2 separate regions of the Homo sapiens genome follow, and region 1 is linked to region 2. A link is a loop called in an ENCODE intact Hi-C map of the cell type or tissue named here. Cell type or tissue: B cell. All regions are shown on one strand. Each heading gives the region's core, and the rest is flanking DNA. Links, peaks and the distances in the headings are about the cores only.

Region 1 (5,331 bases), core at 332-5,331, 53 kb after region 2:
CTGGCAAGCATGGGAGTGGATAGACCCTTGGAAGGCAGAGAGGCCAGGCACAGGCAGCAAGACTAGACCCTCCCTTTCTCCAAACGGCCTCCTTTCCCATGCAGGCCTCAGCCTGGCTCAACAGAATAATGCCTGTGGACATTCCACAGCCAGACCCAAACAGGAACTACAAAATCCTTTTTTTTTTTTTTTTTGAGATCGAGTCTCACTCTGTCACCCAGGCTGGAGTGCAGTGGTGCAACCTTGGCTCACTGCAACCTCCGCCTCCTGGGTTCAAGCAATTCTGCCTCAGCCTCCCAAGCGTGTGCTACCACGCCCGGCTAATTTTGTATTTTTAGTAGAGATGGGGTTTCTCCATGTTAGTAAGGCTGGTCTCTAACTCCTGACCTCAGGTTATCTGCCCTCCTCGGCCTCCCAAAGTGCTGGGATTACAGGCGTGAGCCACCGCGCCTAGCGGGCTACTTATATTTTCTATTGCAATGTAAATTGATGCAACTCTGTTAAGGTGAAATAGTGTCTGTTCTCGTGCCACTGAAAGCCATCCCCAGGTCGGCTTGCAGTACAAGATCCTTACTTGGGGAGACACTGGGGCCATCCCCTCACAGATAGAGACTGAATGCCTCCTGTGTGGGGGGCACCCAAAGGGGTCCTCTAGCCCCAGATGCAGGGCCACATCACCCTGTTCCCAAAGTCAGTCCTCTCCTATAAAGCGCACTTTCCTCCCAGCCTCCGCCAGGACCTTCCCCACAAGTGACCATGCCTCCCCTCCTACCTGCACACATACAGGCATATTCTGAGGACGTTAAGCCGACCAGATGGGGCAGAGCTCAGCTTTGGGGTTGACTGAGTTTAATCCCAACTCAACCTTGTCCAGCCGGCGACTCTCGGTGGCTCAGTTTGGCCATCTATAAATGGAGATGTGAATAATCCCTGCCTCTCAGGCCTGTCCTGTGACTCTGAGGAGGTAATGCAGGGAAGGAGCGGTGCAGCGGCCTAGGTGCTCACAGAGTGCCCAGGAAGCCAAGGCAGCCGGGCAAGTGTGGGAGAAGATGGCCCATGGCTGGGTATCATCAACAGTTCCCATTCCAGCCGTTGTCTCAAATCAACTACCTGTTGCTCTGTGGTAAAAGCAGAGTGTGATTCTTGTCAAATCCAGTTCTGCTCAAAGTCAAAGTCATCTTTTTTTTTTTTTTTTTTTTTTTTGATAGGAGTCTTGCTCTGTTGCCCAGGCTGGAGTGCAGTGGTGCAATCTCGGCTCACTGCAGCCTCCGCCTCCCAGGTTCAAGCGATTCTCCTGCCTCATCCTCTCAAGTAGCTAAGATTACAGGCATGTGCCACCACATACGGCTAATTTTTGTACTTTTGGCAGAGATGGGGTTTCACCATATTGGCCAGGCTGGTCTCCAACTTCTGACCTCAGGTGATCTGCCCGCCTCGGCCTCCCAAAGGGCTGGGATCATAGGTGTGAGCCACAGCACCCAGCCAGGATGAATTTCACAAACATTATGTTAAACCGTAGAAGCAAGAGCCAGAAGCACATACCGTATAATCCCAAGTATAAAGCAGTCCGGAGGCTTGGTTGTGACTCTATGGTGATAGGAGTCAGAAAAGTAGTCAGCAATGTGCTATCTGCTATTGACTGGATAGGAACAAGAGGGAACTTCCTGGGGTGTTGGAAATACTTTATACTTTGGTCTGGGTTATGTTTACACAAGCATATACATATGTAAAAAAATCTGCTGGGTGCGGCAGCTCACGCCTGTAATCCTAGCCCTTTGGGAGGCCAAGACAGGAGGATCACTGGAGGCCAGGAGTTGGAGACCAGCCTGGCCAACATAGTGGGACTCCGTCTCTACAAAAAATTTAAATTAAAAAAAAAATTAGGCGTAGTGGCACACACCTCTGGTCCCAAATACTTTGGAGGCTTAGGTAGGAGCATCACATGAGCCTAGGAGGTCAAGGATACAGTGAGCTGTGATAAGGCTACAGTGAGCTGTGATCTAGCCACTCCACTCCAGCCTGGGGGACAGAGCAAGACCCTGTCGCAAAATATATATATACATGTAAAAATGTAAAACTTCCGGCCGGGCGCCATGGCTCACGCCTGTAATCCCAGCACTTTGGGAGACCAAGGTGGGCGGATCACGAGATCAAGAGATCAAGACCATCCTGGCTAACACGGTGAAACCCCGTCTCTACTAAAAAATACAAAAAAATTAGCCAGGCGTGGTGGCCGGCGCCTGTAGTCCCAGCTACTCAGGAGGCTGAGGCAGAAGAATGGCGTGAACCCGGGAGGCGGAGCTTGCAGTGAGCCGAGATCGCGCCACTGCACTCCAGCCTGGGCAACAGAGCAAGAGACTCCGTCTCAAAAAATAATAATTAAAAAAATAAAAGGCCGGGCGCGGTGGCTCACGCCTGTAATCCAAGCACTTTGGGAGGCCGAGGCGGGCGGATCACGAGGTCAGGAGATCGAGACCATCCTGGCTAACACGGAGAAACCCCGTCTCTACTAAAAATACAAAAAATTAGCCGGGCGTGGTGCCATGCGCCTGTAGTCCCAGCTACTCGGGAGGCTGAGGCAGGAGAATGGCGTGAACCCGGGAGGCGGAGCTTGCAGTGAGCCGAGATGGCGCCACCGCACTCCAGCCTGGGCGACAGAGCGAGACTCCGTCTCAAAAAGTAAATAAATAAGTAAATAAAATAATAATAAATGTAAAACTTCCATCGAGCTGCACGGTTTTCATGCCCTTTACTGTAATGTTTTGCCTCAATTAAATACCTAATAATTGATGACGATGACGGCGAGCAATCACTGAGTACCAGGTTCTAGACAGTGTCCTTAGACCCTAATCCCCCAGCCTGGTAATGGCTGGTTCGTGTTACCTCCAAGGAACCGGGAACGCGTTTTTGCAAAGGACTGAGGCGCGTACTCACGCCTGCCGGGGAAGGAGCCCCGGGCTGGCTCGCGGGACTGGCCGGTAAGCGACCCACGTGGTGGCCCCGTGTCCCGAGCGCGTCCACGGCACAGAGGCACGGGCACGGCCGACGAAGGTGCCCCGGCCCCCTCCCGCGGCGCTCCTGCGAGAGCCCCGCCCATGCCCGCGGGAGAGACCGGCCAATGGACAGCCGGCCTGGCCCGGGTCACTCCGTGAAGGGCCTCGTCACCTAGGCTGACCACTCGCTTCCAATGGGTGAGCGGCCCGCGGCAGCCCGGGAACAGCGGCCTTGCGCCTGCGCTGCTCTCCCCTCTGGCGCATTTCCGCAGCGAGCGCTTCACTCCGAATGCCGGTTGGAGCCCTGCCAGCCAATCACCGGGGCGTCCCAAGGCCGGTAGCCAATGATCGCCCCTCTCCCCGCGCCGGGCCTCACCGATTGGCGCTGAGCTCCCGCAGCCCGCGGGAGGCGGGGGCGGATTGGCGAAGGTGCAGGCCAATGGGCGGCGGGCGCGAGGCGCTGGGCCAATGAGCGCCCCGGGGGCGGGGAGGGCGCCGCGGCGGGCGGCTGCGAGGAGCGGCCGGCGGGCGGCGGCGGCCGGCGGGCGGCGATGGCGGCGGCGGAGGCCGGTGGCGACGACGCCCGCTGCGTGCGGCTGAGCGCCGAGCGGGCACAGGCGCTGCTGGCCGACGTGGACACGCTGCTGTTCGACTGCGACGGCGTGCTGTGGCGCGGGGAGACCGCCGTGCCTGGCGCGCCCGAGGCCCTGCGGGCGCTGCGAGCCCGCGGCAAGCGCCTGGGCTTCATCACCAACAACAGCAGCAAGACCCGCGCTGCCTACGCCGAGAAGCTGCGGCGCCTGGGCTTCGGCGGCCCCGCGGGGCCCGGCGCCAGCCTGGAGGTCTTCGGCACGGCCTACTGCACCGCGCTCTACCTGCGCCAGCGCCTGGCCGGCGCCCCCGCGCCCAAGGCCTACGTGCTGGGCAGCCCAGCCCTGGCCGCGGAGCTGGAGGCCGTGGGCGTCGCCAGCGTGGGCGTGGGGCCCGAGCCACTGCAGGGCGAGGGTCCCGGCGACTGGCTGCACGCGCCGCTGGAGCCCGACGTGCGCGCGGTGGTGGTGGGCTTTGACCCGCACTTCAGCTACATGAAGCTCACCAAGGCCCTGCGCTACCTGCAGCAGCCCGGCTGCCTGCTCGTGGGCACCAACATGGACAACCGGCTTCCGCTTGAGAACGGCCGCTTCATCGCGGGTCCGTGCGCCCTGGGGCGGGAGGCTGGGGGGCGGGCGGCGGGCCCCCTCCCTGCCCTTTGACCCGGTCCCCTGTGCCCCGCAGGTACCGGGTGTCTGGTCCGAGCCGTGGAGATGGCCGCCCAGCGCCAGGCCGACATCATCGGGAAGCCCAGCCGCTTCATTTTCGACTGCGTGTCCCAGGAATACGGCATCAACCCCGAGCGCACCGTCATGGTGGGAGACCGCCTGGACACAGACATCCTCCTAGGCGCCACCTGTGGCCTGAAGACCATCCTGACCCTCACCGGAGTCTCCACTCTAGGGGATGTGAAGAATAATCAGGAAAGTGACTGCGTGTCTAAGAAGAAAATGGTCCCTGACTTCTATGTTGACAGCATAGCCGACCTTTTGCCTGCCCTTCAAGGTTAAAGATTGAGTGTCTTTAATCTGCAGAATAAAAAAAAAGAAATTGAAAACCAGTTACCCAAATTAATAGGTGGGGCTTAAGCATCTGCTCGGCTAAGTGGCTTCAAAGAGTGTAATTGGAGTTAAGCAAAGGCATTCATTGTTAACCTTGTAAGTACACGTTTGGGGGACGATTTTGTTTACAGATGCTTGTAATCGAAGATGCACTTTTAGGCTTGGAAGGCGTTGTGGGCTGGGTTCTGGGCCTTGGGTGGGGTTGGCAGGGGCAGGCTCTGCACCTGTCCGGGATTCAGGTAACCAGGGCCTGCCGATGGGACTGAGGCGGGTCTAGGGGTGTGTGTCCTGTATTTTATTGAAAAACTCATTCAGGGATCCAGCCCCTCAGGGGGCAGAGGGACTGATTATTCTGACTGTTGGGAGAGGCTTGCATGGACCAGAGCCCCATCAGTATGACTGAAAGTCCAGCGGAGCCTTCTGTGTCCCTGTGCCTCCCAGCAGGGTGGGAGTGGAGGAGGCGGCTGCTCCCAGGTGGCATCTCCCTGCCCTTGGGTGCAAAGTGCTGCCCTCACCACTCTCCCACCTCCCTTACTTCCTTGAAAACCACTCTGATGTCACAACTGAGTGTCTGTTCCGTTTCAGATACCCAGGGCTGCTGCCCAGTTCTGTAAACGCAGCCCAGCTAAAGCTCTGCTGTCTCAAGTGTGCATTTATACCCAGGTGATTTGGACGGAGCAGCTACC
Region 2 (5,363 bases), core at 294-5,293:
CCAGGCCCTGATGATACCCACTCCTCAGACATGCAAACCTGGAGCCAGGGAGGCCCCAATGAACTGCATACTCTCCCAACAGACCAAGCTCACCCCACACCAGCGCAAGGCCCTTTCAGACCCAGCCTGGCCACCCCCATGGACCTGGCCAGCACCTCCCCCAGCCCCACCCTCTCCAGACAGGCACCAGGCTGTGGTGACCCGCCTCTCAGCAGCTCCTCCTCTGATGCCTCCCCACGGTCCAGTCGTTACCCCCTCGTCCACCTGACTGGGCTGCGCATGGCCTCAGTGCAGAGCCAGGTTTTAGTAGTGGGTAAAAGGGCTCCCTTGCTGTGCTTTACCAGAGAATGCAACACCCCCAAAGCTCCTTCATGACCCACTGTGACCTGCAGCACCACCAAGCCCATCCTCATCCCTGTGTCCCAGGCCACCAGCCTCTGAGGGCAGGCACTGCAGGAGCCACCGGGCCACAGAGGATGGAGGCAGGGAGGACATTCTGCCTTCATGAGGGCATGCTCTCAAAGACAGAGCCGCCCCAAACTGTCAGCAGGTGACCCTCCGCTCTGGGAAGGCAAGGGGAGGAGCTCAGGGCCGTGGCCAGAGCCCACGAGAAGCCCGTGCCCAGCTCAGCAGGTGACCCTCCGCTCTGGGAAGGTAAGGGGAGGAGCTCAGGGCCGTGGCCAGAGCCCACGAGAAGCCCATGCCCAGCACTGCAGGGCTCTGGCCACTGCCTAATGCCCTCCATGAAGCCCTGCCTGCCCTTCCAGCAAACCAGGGCCCCTGAGGCTCCAGAAACCCCAGCTCCACTGCCCTCAGCCTCCATGGCCTTAGCAGCCTGGCTCTGGGGCTGAGCTCCTGGAAGGGCAGGGTGGGGGTAGGCTCCTGAGTTTTATTTTCTCACATTTCTTCCAGACATGCTTCTGCTGATCCTCAAAATGGCAAAAGCCAGGATGCTCAATTCTCAAAGCTCAACAGCTGATGGCACATTTGATAACAAAAATCAGTAATATTTAGAAACAAATTTGATTAAATTCGTAAGTGCCTGAATAAATCATACTTGTAGATTTAATATAAAATGTGTGAAAGCTTATTCGCAGGCCAAATGACATTACTGCAGAGCATTAAAAACCAGCAGGGGGAGGGCTGTCGGCCCAGCTGGTGCTGCGTCACGCCCACCCATGTCATGTGGGGTCACCAGGCTGCCCCTGCCCACCAGGTGTCAGTGGGGCCCTGGGCATGGGCTCTAGGTTTGGGGCCTTTTAGCACCTCTGACCACTGGACTCCAATGCCACCTCAGAGAATTCCGCCTATGCCTGCCTGGACCACCGAGGCTGCCCCCTCCCCTAGCGCCGACTCTGGGGCCCCTTCAGCAGGGGGGCGGCCCCTCTGTTCCACTTAATCTTCCATGCCTGGGCACAGCAGGTGTGACAGTAATGCAGAGACTCTAACTCACTTTACATGTCATCAAACCCAAATCCAACGGGTACCCAAACCAGACTGATGGGCCTGCCAGCCTCCACCCACAGGAACACACTGGTGACTTACTGCAGCAGACTCGGGAGGTAGCTCCTCCTCCTAGCTGCCTTTGTCCCCAACTCCTTGGACATCCCTTAGCCCAGGGTGAAGGGTCAAGGGCACACTTGACACCCTCGGACAGGGCCAGAGGGAGTGGGTCTCGGCAGGAAGTCACCAAGAGCTGGCTTCCCACACAGGGAAGAGGGCAGTGATGGCAGACCACATCCCCACTATCTATCCATCCATTCACCCACCCACCCACTCCGGGTCACCAAGCTGCACCCTGTCCTTTGCTCTGACATCTAAAGTCTCCAAGTCATGCTGGTTCTCTCCTCCCAAAGATCGGCTTGGATCTGTTCCCTTCTCCCTTCCTTGCTGCCACGAAGCTGTTCAGACAAAGTCTGAAGCTCAGCGCACCGTCAATCCCTCCACAAATAACCACAGGGCAACGACTGCCTGACAGGCACAGCAGAGAACAAAACCCGCCCTCGGCCGGGGGCGGTGGCTCACGCCTGTAATCCCAGCACTTTGGGACGCCCAGGAGCGAGCACTTTGGGAGGCCAAGGCGAACCTAGGAGCGGATCACGAGGTCAGGAGTTCTCGACCAGTCTGGCCAACATAGTGAAACCCTGTCTCTACCAGAAAAATACAAAAAAAATTAGCCGGGTGTGGTAGTGTGCGCCTGTAATCCCAGCTACTCGGGAGGCTGAGGCAGGAGAATCGCTTGAACCCGGGAGGCGGAGGTTGCAGTGAGCCGAGATCGCGCCGCTGCACTCCAGCCTGGGCAACAGTGCGAGACTCTGTCAAAAAAAAAAAAAAATCCGCCCCGTCAGTGTGGGGAGTTGACGCGGAGCCTCCTGCCTGCACCCCTACAGCGTCACCCCCTCCTCTGTCCCTGCCAGAGGCGCCACCTCTGGACTCTCCCAGGGTCGGACCCTGGTCGACAGTGCTCCCTGCCCGGACCCTGCACCGGCCGATGGATGAAGCCTCGGCGCTGCGCCGTTCACACGCTCCGTGCCGCTGCCGCGAAGCTCGCGCGGGCCTGCGAGCCGGTACCCGGGCCTCCCTTCCCTGCTTCCAGCGAACCTCGGCGCCTGCTGTTCCCCCGCCGGGCGCGCCCTTCCATTCGGGTCTCAGCGGCAGTGTCACCTCCCCGGAGAGGCCCGCCGTTGCACCCCATCTCCCACTCTCAAGCTCGTCGCTCTTCCTGCCCGCACAGCCCGCCTGCCGCGCCCACCCGGTGGAGGTCCGCCTGCCGGGAGGCCGCGTCCACGGGAACACCCCAAACGCCACCAGTGGATTTTGACCGCACGAACGCACGCCCTGCCCCAGCCCGTCTCTCCGAGCTACTTCCGCCCTGCGGGCCCCCACGCCCCGCCACGCACGGCCGCAGAGCCTGCGAACCCCTCCTGTGCTACCACCCCGCCGGCCTCAGCACAGCCCGGCCCGGAGCCCCGCCTCCACCGCCGGCGACAGGGGCCGGAGTCTGCCCGGGCGGGCCCAGTGCGCCCGCGCAAGGAAAGGGGCGGGGCACGGGCGCGTTAACACCCTCCGCGCCGGAGGACGAGCCTCGGTCATCGCGCTGCCCTCCCAGGTTCAACAGGCTACCCATGTGCCCGCTCCAGTAAGCGTGCAACCAGCCCGGTCAGTCCCAGGGACTTTACCGGCTAGGAGACACCTTGAACGTCCCCAGCGCGACTCCCACAAACTGCCTTGACTCTTTAACGCTTCCTCGCTGGCGCCCATTGGGCCAGGCGTTTACGTCATCGCTGCGCGCCGGGCGGCGGCGACTTCCCGCTCCTTGACTCTGACGTCAGAGCGGCGCCGGCCTCGGCGGCTGAGGAAAGCAGGAGGAGGTGGCGGCGGCGGGAAGATGTAAGTTGGGGCGGAATCCGACTGCATCCGTGTTTCGGGGGCTGCCCGGCAGGCCCGGCAGGACGCCTCGTGAAGCCGGTCCACTCCTCAGCCCCGCAGTGCGGCGGTGGCCTGGCAGCGCGGTGCGGGCTCCGAGAAGAAAGAGTGTGGCCCGGGGCGGGCGGAGTGGGAGGTGTCGAGGCCGTGGCCCGGAAGTGGTCGGGGCCGCTGCGGACGGAAGGGCGCCTGTGCTTCGTCCGCTCGGCGGTGGCCCAGCCAGGCCCGCGGGACTCAGACCAGCGGGGAGCGCGGCCTCCGCCCTTGGGGCCCTCCCGCCGGGCCGGAGACCCAAGCCCCCAACGCCAGGCCCTGCCCTGGAAGCGCTCGCGGCCCGGCGCCTGGACGGGGGAGTTGTGAGTGAACGCGGACGGGTAGCGGCGAGGTCGGCGTGTCGGGCCGGTGTCGGCGGGCGCGGAGTTTCTTTGTGGGATGCGGTGGAAGGTCGGCCGATCCCCCCTTCGGAGTCATTAATTCAAACGTGTACTCCGCGAACGTTTCCCGGACTCCCGTGTGCAATTATCGGCGCTAGGCCGTGGGGATACGGCCCACTATGGACCGAGCACGGTGGCCGAGCTCAGTTTGATGGGTTACCCCAGAGGGGCGGATACGGGAAGGTTAAGTTTGTTGGAGGAGAAACGTGGAGTAGGCTTTTTGTCTTGATTCCGCATGAACTGTGCCTGAAATGTACTTTTAAATGGGGAAGGTGCTCTGAAGATTTGTGCCGAAACGCCCTCTCCTCGAGATTTAACTAATTGTTCTCTCCTCTCTCTGGCTGTTGGACGCGCACCTTTCCGGAGGATGGGGGAGGTAACCGAGGTCCTGAGCCGGTACCTGAACTTGGGTGAACAGAGAACCTCAACTTTTGCTTTCTAGCACTCGACCGCACCCAGCAAGGCGTCCGCTTACTCAGTGGTTCTTAGTGTTTGGAGTGCTTAAGAATAACTGGTGGTGTTTGATTTCACCAAGTACATTCGGGCAGATCTTAGTTCTTGGGGGGGTGGGGCTGGAATCTGCGGGTGTGACCTCCACTCTAGGTCTGTGCTGTCCAGCCAAGTAGCCATTGGCCACATGTGGCTGCTAAGCATGTGAAATACAGCTAATCAAGACTGAAATATTAAAACACACACCAGTTTTAGAAGACTAGGAAAAAAGCAAACTTTTATTAGATGTTTATGTTGATTATATGTTGGAAAGATAATATTTTGGATGTGTCAAACGTTAAAAATTAATTTCACCCATTTTTGTGACGTGGCTACTAAGGAATTTCAGGTGATGCTTGTGGCTCCTCACACGGTTTCTATTGGACAGTGCTGCTGCAGGTGATTCGAAGGCGGGTGGGTGCAGGAACCCAGCTGAGAGTTCAGAAATTAGTGTAACTTTGGAGACAAGTGTCTGTGGGGGAAGGAGCCTCCGGACGTGGAGATACAACTCTTGCTCCTAACATTTATCGAGTCTTTAATTAATGCCCTGGGTAACTATAAGGTTGGAACTGTAATTGTCACCATATTGATGATGAGAAACTTGAGAAAGGATAAGTGACTTGTCTAAAATCACACAGTAAAACCTCAAATCAAACCCAGGCCCTCTGGCTCCAGACTCTAAATTATACTCTGAATGATACTCACTGATTGTCCGAGGACACAAAGAGTGTCGAGGCACTATCTGCTGGGTGTCTGCAGAACCTTACTGTTCTAAAGCAAAACATTTTACCCCTGGACAAGAGCAGCAAAGGTGGCGTTCGGCCCTCCTTGGCTCTCATTTGACTGTTCAAAGCCAGGTGCTTTTCTTTCTTGGGTCAGAACGTATTTTCAGCAGCATTTTGAAGCACCCCTGGCGTGCACTGCACAGGGAAACCAGGACCACATTGGTGTGCTGTGTCCTCCTTACCAACTGGCTCTTGGAGAAGGTGAGACAGAAGTAGCTGAGACTCCATT

What was found. Hi-C counts contacts between places; a loop is a spot of excess contacts. Peaks named below come from ENCODE experiments on the same cell type or tissue, not always from the same donor. Only the 100,000 strongest peaks of a DNase experiment are listed, where the experiment ranks them.
Region 1: it touches region 2 in a loop (10-fold over the local background); 35 of 110 quality-filtered maps call a loop at or near these places.

Annotation. Positions count from the first base shown.
Region 1 is chr16:2,212,991-2,218,321 of GRCh38, reverse strand. PGP (phosphoglycolate phosphatase) reads left to right here and starts at 3,482. Exons shown (of 2, transcript NM_001042371.3): 1 at 3,482-4,184; 2 at 4,269-5,331. The coding sequence starts at 3,545. The coding sequence ends at 4,594. RefSeq lists enhancers at 3,080-3,374, 4,396-4,525, 4,947-5,331 and silencers at 2,906-3,565, 3,906-3,955. In B cell, for the core only: no CTCF peak of the experiment used is centred there; a DNase peak (open chromatin) is centred at 3,351; H3K4me3 peaks cover 1,473 bases; H3K27ac peaks cover 614 bases.
Region 2 is chr16:2,266,082-2,271,444 of GRCh38, reverse strand. RNPS1 (RNA binding protein with serine rich domain 1) reads left to right here and starts at 3,319. Exons shown (of 8, transcript NM_080594.4): 1 at 3,319-3,390. MIR3677HG (MIR3677 and MIR940 host gene) reads right to left here and starts at 2,782. Exons shown (of 3, transcript NR_132988.1): 1 at 2,602-2,782. It overlaps MIR3677 (microRNA 3677), which reads right to left and starts at 732; the gene lies at 673-732. RefSeq lists a silencer at 2,672-3,121 and an enhancer at 3,252-3,511. In B cell, for the core only: no CTCF peak of the experiment used is centred there; a DNase peak (open chromatin) is centred at 3,274; H3K4me3 peaks cover 2,466 bases; H3K27ac peaks cover 2,482 bases.